2 separate regions of the Homo sapiens genome follow, and region 1 is linked to region 2. Evidence: chromatin contacts called from ENCODE Hi-C or POLR2A ChIA-PET data. All regions are on one chromosome and are shown on one strand. The core of a region is the stretch at or near the end of the contact, and the rest is flanking DNA. Distances in the headings are between cores, read along the strand shown.

Region 1 (4,244 bases), core at 781-3,280, 73 kb after region 2:
ATAAAAGCAGTATGTCCTGCTAGAATCCTAAACCTTTCAAATGAAAGTTGCCTTACTTTTTTTTTTCTTTTCTTTCCTTTTTTTTTTTCTTTTAAAGTATAACCCTGCAATTTACTGGAGCTGAAGGCCCTTTTTTTTTTCTGACATGGCAGATTACTTTTTTTTTTTTTTTGTAGTGGGATCGAGTGTTGTTGTTAGTTAGAATAAAGGCCTAGACACAAATTCTCAGGCTCCGTTCCTAGTTCTGACCATAGTAATGGGGAAACATCATGTCTTGGAGCAAATAAATAAACGCACATAAATGCATCAGTTCCACTTAAACCCTGTAGGAATGCTGCTATCTCTTGGGAGATACCATAACGACAATGCATACAAGGCCAGTTGTGATTTCCAAAATTCAAAGAAATACAATAGAAGTTGTAAGGGAAATGCCCCGAATGGGAGAAACTGTGTTCACTCTGGGAGTAATTGCTTAAACAACATTTATTTAATCAGCTCCATGACCACTCATAAGCTACAGTATCCTTCAGAATAAATTCCAAAGCTCCATATTGTATTACTACTTTCACTTCAATTTTGGAAAAAGAGGTATACCAGTAGATTTTAAGATGCATCCTTATTCAAATGAAATACAATATTATCCAAAAAATTCCTTGAATCAGTTGCTAATTAACTTGTCTACTTGATAATTTACTTTTGAGTAACAACCGCATACTCCTCTCTGCTTATACTTTTTTACAAATACTATTTTATTGTGTAACTGGTGCACACGTATCATAACATATGCACCAACAAAACGAGTACTTGCTGGAATTTTTCCCATCCAAGTACTAACGAGGCCCGACCCTGCTTAGCTTGTGAGATCAGATGAGATTGGGCACGTTCAGGGTGGTTTGGTGGTAGACACATGTCGGGGTTTCTATTTCAATCAGAAGACAGAAAAATAAGACAGGGAGCATGGGAAATCACCTCCAAAATGGAAAAGGATTCTCCTAGGGTGTCTTACTCATTGTCAATTTCAGGAAATTCCCCAAGGGATATTCCTGAATGTTGAGTCCGTCTAGCTTAAAATGACTCAAGTCATGTAGCAGTTCTCCCAGAATTCTGTTTCATAGACTATTTCTCATGTTCACTGGAATCACAAGAACTGTTTTTTCTTTAAGATATGAATTAATATCAACCAAAATTTAAATTAACCTAATACATTTCTTCCACGGTCTAGCCTCCAACATAACTTTCAAGCATAACTAAGACATTACTTTATTGAATTCCTTAAAAATTGAAAAATTAACTGATGCTATTTTTAATAAATGTCAAGTCATAAATGCAGTCTACATTGCAGACATTGAAAACAATTTGATTTAAAAGGCACAAACTAGCTTTGGTCTTTCTGTTTAATCCCTTTAGTGTAAAAAATGTCCTGTTCCTGACTCATTTCTACACTATATTCAACAAATAGCTTGGAAAATAAATTTTAATGACTCCTTTTGTGCTTGTATATTTTTCTTTAATATCTTCTTATTCATTTTTGAACAAAGAGAAATTGACAGAGTCAAAGACATGACCTTTAATTTTAAAGGAATTTTCTTTTCTTACAAATCTGCTATCATCGTAATCCTAAAAGCACAAAAGAAAGCTAAATTATCTATCCTTTTTTCTTTGACCACAGCAACTTTTAAAATTTAACTTTGATCCAGATTAAATGATAGTTCAGCCAAAAATGTCAAGAGGAGCCTTCTGGAGTTGGGTCCTATGTGTGAGTAGGTGGTTCATGCTGTTTAAAAGGCAGGACTGAACTGCAGCGTGGGGTTGCTATGTAAGGCAGTAAATAATGATTATAAAATGCTTTGTAAACATTTTTAATGTGACACATCAATGCTCTATGATAAAAACTAAAATTCTCCAGTAAAGTATAAGGGGACCCTGTGCTGGCAGAGGCGCTGGCCTCTGGATGAGTAATAGCCACTATTAGTAAAACCTCATAGCTCCTTTGAGAGGGAGGGATTGTGCCATCTTGCTACACTTGTTACCTCCAAATATGGGAAAGTTATTCCTTATTTCCTTTTCAAAGCTTGACTACTGATTGAGAACAGCGGTGTAAATACTTGTTCTCTTACACCAGCCCAGTGAGTCACAGCCACAGAAATTACAGGAGTTAAGAAAGTGCATCATCTCCTTCCTTGGAGAACACGGAGGGATGGTGACTTGCAGTATGGTCTGGTTCTCAAGCTCACAGTGCACCTCTTTTCCTCAGGGCGTCTTCTTCTGTCTATTCATTGCTTATTAAGCTGATACTCACTTAATGTATTTTCTGGTCTCAGTGTAACCTATTCTGCTAGGCCTCACGAAATAACTACCTTTAACGCCATGTTGCCTTTCTGAATGAAAGCAGCCATCTATTCTCACAAACAGTACCCTTAGACCACAACATCTCACCTAAAAAATATTTCTGTATTTTTTTTATCAATAGTTTAGCATTTATCCCTATCAAAATTACCTCTCTTCAATTTTATACAACCAAAGTTTGGACTAATTTTTGCTTAATATTCTAGATTGTGCCCTATTGGTAAATTTTAAAAGCCATTGTTCCCATATCATTGCCTCTATTTACATAAAGCCTAATATAACTTGTCCCATGATATATTGTGTATTACAGTGATGATATCTGCCGTAAACTTTAAACAAATGGTCTATCCACCCATATCCCATGCTGTTTATACCACATGTGCCCTGTTTTGTTGCTTCATATTTTTTCATAGAATCAGTGAACCTACTACACTACTATATTTCTTATTCAAACTCTGTCGTTATTGGGGTCAGTCTGCAATTAATACTCTCATATAGGTCCTGGGAAAGGGAAGAGAGGAAAAAGTGGAGGATGAGGGTAGGTGTATGATTCTTTGGGAGGCACAATATTTTGATTTTCTGGGACATGTTTTCAATACATGCACACACCACATAGATTTTGATATGCTCCCCATTTTGACTCATTTGTCAATTTGGGCAATATGTATCTAGCGTCTCCTATAATCCAGGCTCTGTCCTCCTTACAAGTGGACGTCATTAGCAGAAACTGGAACTACTGAGAGATACAGGCCATAGGTAAAAACCAGCGGAAGGCCCCCTGAGGCCAAGCCCCATCAATGTCATTGATTTTTATTTCAGTGTTTCTCTGCCAATTGTTCAACCTTCCTGAAATTTATTTTCCTAAAGAGAAGAGAGCTTGGATAAGCCATGTAAAATCTCTGGCCTTTGTTTTTCTTAGCTATATAATCAAGCAGTTGACTTGTGAAAAAATATTCAAATATGGACCACATAGGGTTGTATTTGCCAAACGCTTTTTTTTTTTTTTTTTTTTACATCAGGCTAATCAGTCAGTCTACATCGCTATCTTTAACACAGAGTAGCTAAATTATCAATGTGCCTCAAAAAGCAGTGCCAAGGAGGCAGCAGTGGTGAAATAGAGCCCCCCGCATGTGGCAGAGTTGGGTCAGACCACCTCCCAGGGTCTCTGCACAGTCATAGTTCCACATACACTGAAATGTTCTAAACACCCACCTAGCCTCTCACCTTTTACTTGCACTGGAAACGGATGAGCTATATTTTGGTCAGCTCTGGAAAAATTAAAACAAGTAACATTGTTGAGTGCTGGGAAGGATTTAGGGAAACAGAAGCCCCCAGGCAAACTGGCAGGGATGTATTAGTCATAGCCACTCTGGACAGCAATTTGGCAATATTTAGGACAGTTGAAAATGCGCATGATCAATGATCAGGAAACACGAGGGAAACACTTGGAAAATGCACGAGATTATTTACCGTGATGTCCTCTGGAAGAGCCAAAATCATAAATGAACATTTCAGAAGGGACTATCCAGAAAACATGCGGATTGTGCACACCATGTCTCACTGCATGATGGTGAAAAAGACCAAACTAGGCCGTGGGGGGTGGCTCACGCCTGTAATCCCAGTACTTTGGAAGGCTGAGGCGGGCAGATCACAAGGTCAGGAGATTGAGACTATCCTGGCTAACACGGTGAAACCTCGTCTCTACTAAATATACAAAAAATTAGCCGGGCGTGGTGGTGGGCGCCTGTAGTCCCACCTATTCGGGAGTCTGAGGCAGGAGAATTGCTTAAACCTGGGAGGCGGGGCTTGCAGTGAGCCGAGATCACGCCACTGCATTCCAGCCTGGGCGACAGAGCGAGACTCCATCTCAAAAACAAAACAAAACAAAACGAAACAAA
Region 2 (4,381 bases), core at 1,647-4,146:
CGGTTAATATTAATGCAGTGGTAATTAGGTTTCAACACATGAATTTTGGAGAACGCACATATTCAGATCCCAGCAGAATCATACATATCATTAAGAAGAAAACAATCTTACAGAAATATTGGCAATGCACAAAAATGGCCATTCATACAAATGGCCCAAAACCATGTGAAAATATTCTCCACCTCATTAGTAATCATCCAAATGTAAATTAAGACCAAGATAAAAATATTTTATATCCCTTAGATTGCAAAAATTATGAACTCTGACAATATTAAATTTTGGAGTGTTTGGACCCATTGAAACACTAGCACAGTTTTGTTAGATGTAAAATTTAGTACACCACCTTTGGAAAACCATGTTGACATTGACTTTTAATATCTGCTTATCCTGGCCAACATGGCGAAACCCTGTCTCTACTAAAAATACAAAAATTAGCCAGGTGCGGTGGCGTGTGTCTGTGGTCCCAGCTACTCAGGAGGAGAATCGCTTGAACCTGGGAGGCGGCAGTTGCAGTGAGCCAAGATCATGCCATTGCACTCCAGCCTGGGTGACAGAGCGAGACTCCAACTCAAGACAAAAAAAAAAAAAAAAATTTTGCTTATCCAACAACTCAGCCTTGGTGGGGTAGAAACAACCCACCAAGTTGTCCTACATGTGTACCTATAACCTGAAGAAATGCTTTCCACATATGAGGAGATAGGTACACAATCTTTACAATTATTTCTGATAACAAAGAAAAAAAGTGGAAATCAACTGCATGTTTATTAACAACAAAATGGATAACCTGTAGTATATTCAAGAAATATAAGCTATTACATTATTTTTAAAAAGTTTTTTAAAAAAGACTTTTTTATGAACTATAATTCTTCTCCTCCTGGAAGTGTTAGCCCTGACCTGCAGATGCAGAGCAATGAGAGGCTCAGCAGGAAACCCACGGGCTTTGCTCATCAAAGTGTAGGCCCAGAACCAGCACTGGATCACCTGGGAGCTTGTTAAAAATGCAAAACCTGTAGCCCCATCCCAGACCTACTGGGTCAGAATCTACTTTTTAACAAGATTTATACACACATTAAAACTGGACAAGTATTGTCCTAGAGTCACTGTACTCATTATTCAGTACAGCATCAGCTAGTTAGATCTTCTATTGCATTCAAATATTGTTTTCAGAGATTCTACCATTATTCGCTCAAACGTGCATGAATGCATTAAACACTCCCTGAGTTCCTTGTACAGGCAAGCACCTTCTTAAGTGATAGGGATACAAATAAAATACTCTCGGGCCCTAGTCTGAAAAAGCTCACAGATGCATATATATATACACACACACACACACACACACACACACAAACATACACACACACACATATACACACACACAAATATACTTGTGTGTGTGTATATATGGAAAATTGTGAGTATATACTTATATGTATGCACAAACATATACATACAACTTGCACAAGGTATGTAACACACATGACCAAAGCGAATCTTTTCATTCATACTTTTCCCAATGTTATGGTAATGTTACACATTGTTTACATAATTATGTGCACATACCCGTTTTATTCTCACCTTCTGTCTTAACGTATCCCTATCATGGGTAGTGATCATGGCTCCTTCTAGTGATACAACAGTTTCACTTCGTTTTTACCAATTTTCTGGGCCACATCACACATTACCTTCACGAAATTTAAGAACCCAGACAATAAGCTGAGCTCTGGTTACCTTTTGTCCTTAAGCTTGGAACAGAGAGCACAATTTTCAGCTAAATCTCCTGGGCTGCCCCAGACCCAATTGACCTTTGAGTTGATTTTAGAATGACCAGCTCAGGCACTAATTCAGATAAAGTTTGAGAGGGGTCAGTAATAGCCCTAGCATAAATTCTACTGTGGTATACAATACTTTTTTTACCATCCCAAAATAAAATTCCTTATATATCTTACGTATATACTACGCTTAAAAATGTGGCTGGGCTCAGTGGCTCATGCCTGCAATCCCAGCACTTCAGGAGGCTGAGGCGGGTGGATTACCTGAGATCAACAGTTTGAGACCAGCCTGGCCAACGTGATGAAACCCCATCTCTACTAAAATATACAAAAATTAGCCGGGTGTGGTGGCGGGTGCCTGTAAGCCCAGCTACTTAGGAGGCTGAAGCAGGAGAATTGCTTGGATCCGGGAGGCGGTGGTTGCAGTGAGCTGAGATCGCACCATTGCACTCCAGCCTGGGCGACAAGAGTGAAACTCTGTCTCAAAAAAAGAAATAAAAGTATATACTGTTTACATATGAAAGAGAAACTAAGTGATAAATTATAACAAAATAATGTGTATTTCAATTTTAAATGCTCAGACATAACTACAGTAGAAGACCTAAAATATAAAAAAAAGACTAAAAAAAAATTCAGGTGTTTTTGCTCTACGTGGAAACATGGCACAACATTTGCCAATTGCAAATGCTGTCTGAGACAGGTGTGTTATATTAGACTCAAATCCAGTGAGTCCTGTTGCTATCCTGGACTTGGATGGTAAACAGTTCTTGGTATGATTTTGAACCAAAAAATGCAAATATACCTCAACTTTTACAGTAGCTGTATTCCTATAAGATCCATTACCTATATTAAACTCATGCCAAAGAAATACTATACATAAAGCAGAGTTATTTAATGCTTTTTTTTTTTAACCTGGAAGATTATTTGTTGAGACTTTAGAATTTTGTGCAGAACTCAGGATAACATTCTGCTTTTCAGTACAAACCTGGCATTTGGAGGATGTCTAATATCCTTGGCCCCTGTCCAGTGATCATTCTGACCCCCAGTCCATTGTGACAACAAAAGTTGCCCCCAGGAATTTCCCTGGAATAGAAATCCTCTAGGAGGCAGCACTGCCCCATTGAGACTGCTGCTCTAAACAGGCTTTGTGGTGGGGAAGTCCCCAACTTTGACACCCACATAGCCTTAGGAAAATAGCCAATTGTCTCTGTCTAGAATTTTGTTAAGTGAACGTTTACCTGCATGACTTTCGTGTTTCCTTTTTTCCAAACACAATGGTGTGGTCCTATCAGCTACCAAGAGCCCTTTATTAAATATTTAGAAATTCTGCAAGCCAATTGATATTATATTGGCAGTTTAAATAGACCATGATGGGAATATGAATACAACAGAAATTGGCAAGTGCTACAAATCAGGGCTTGATTTGCAGGGGGAGGAGCCAGCTGGTAAATATTTAATAGCACAGCTTGGCTTTCACTAGGTCCATCAACGTGAAGGACCTTTGGCCACTTCCTCTTAGTCTCAGTTTTCCATTTTCAAGTTGCCCCTTTTGTAGCAGAGTGATTTACTCCTGCACATGTCACCTTATTTTTTCAATGTCAGAAGGCACCACACACCTATGAGAACTTCATGATTGGAAAACTTACTCTTAATTGCAAGATATTAAATTGCCTGTTGCTCACTTTCTTTATAAGGCACTAACATTCTAACACAAACACACACACACACACACACACACACACACATTGGGCTCCATCATTTGCCCAAAAAAAAAAGCTTTTCTTTTTGTTTGATCTGTGAGTGGTGACGAGTAGGAATTTTAGTGAAGGTAGAACTTAAAAAAAAAAAAAAAGAGTGGAAATAAAATGGCGAGCCTGGAAGGCCTTGTCCACGTTCAGCCCTGTGGCCAGGGTTGAATCACCCCTTGGTTACGAGGGCCACATGCTGTCAACCAGACAAAGCATAAATGACCCAGATTGTGAGTTTGGTTCAGGGAGCTGAAGGAAACTCTTCTCGGGCCTTTATCCAAACCAGCACCCTGAGAATGGGAAGCCTGCATGCCTCTGTCCCCTTACCTGGAACATTGGAATATCCGTGTTTGGGTGGAGTAGACGTTACAGAAGCAGGGGAGAGAGCAAGCAGGAGAGGCAGTGGGCAAATGGCCATCTCAGGAGGACCCCGTCTGTGGGCTGTTGGTGGGTGTCTGCTAGGAAGTACTTTGGGGGCTTCCAGAAACAGTCCAAACTTACTTTAAGAAAAAACGAAGCTTGAGGGAGTCTGTGAATTCATCAGACGTTGGGGTTACCCTTCATCTTCAAACATCCCTTATTGGAACTATTTTGATATCTAGCTCTGACTTGATAAGTTACTGTGAAACTGGGGGTTCCCAAACTTTAATGTATGTAACTGTCTGTTGAGGAATTTAATTAAAATGCAGAGTCCCAAGCCCTCCTCCCGAGTTCATCATGCTCAGGGCTGGATGGATCTGAGAAGCTTCATTTTTAACAACCACTCCTCTAACGCAGACAGCTTTAAATGTAACTGGGTAATTCCTTGCTTTTATTTCTGAGCAAAAACAGTTGCTTCTATTGATAAAAAAAAAAAAAAAAAAA

The links. Hi-C counts contacts between places; a loop is a spot of excess contacts on that map. ChIA-PET counts read pairs that join two places held with the same protein, here RNA polymerase II (POLR2A). Pooled maps may share reads with other maps.
Region 1: a map of MCF 10A shows a loop between it and region 2 (8-fold over the local background). The contact joins two enhancer-like sites. A Hi-C loop is called at or near these places in 5 of 168 maps with a recorded cell type or tissue (Caco-2, MCF 10A, PC-3 and 2 more) and 3 of 50 pooled maps. POLR2A ChIA-PET finds 5 or more read pairs at or near these places in 5 of 52 experiments (AG04450, Caco-2, GM12878 and 2 more).

Annotation. Positions count from the first base shown.
Region 1 is chr13:106,154,586-106,158,829 of GRCh38, forward strand. It overlaps the pseudogene RNA5SP38. Among named protein-coding and RNA genes, the nearest start is that of LINC00460, 220 kb to the right of the region's middle. Within about 2 kb of position 2,031, at least 5 of the 41 ENCODE cell types and tissues checked have a DNase peak (open chromatin) inside an H3K27ac peak, as active enhancers do; they include PC-3, where a contact is called at or near this core.
Region 2 is chr13:106,080,940-106,085,320 of GRCh38, forward strand. No RefSeq gene overlaps it. Among named protein-coding and RNA genes, the nearest start is that of LINC00460, 290 kb to the right of the region's middle. Within about 2 kb of position 2,897, at least 3 of the 41 ENCODE cell types and tissues checked have a DNase peak (open chromatin) inside an H3K27ac peak, as active enhancers do; they include PC-3, where a contact is called at or near this core.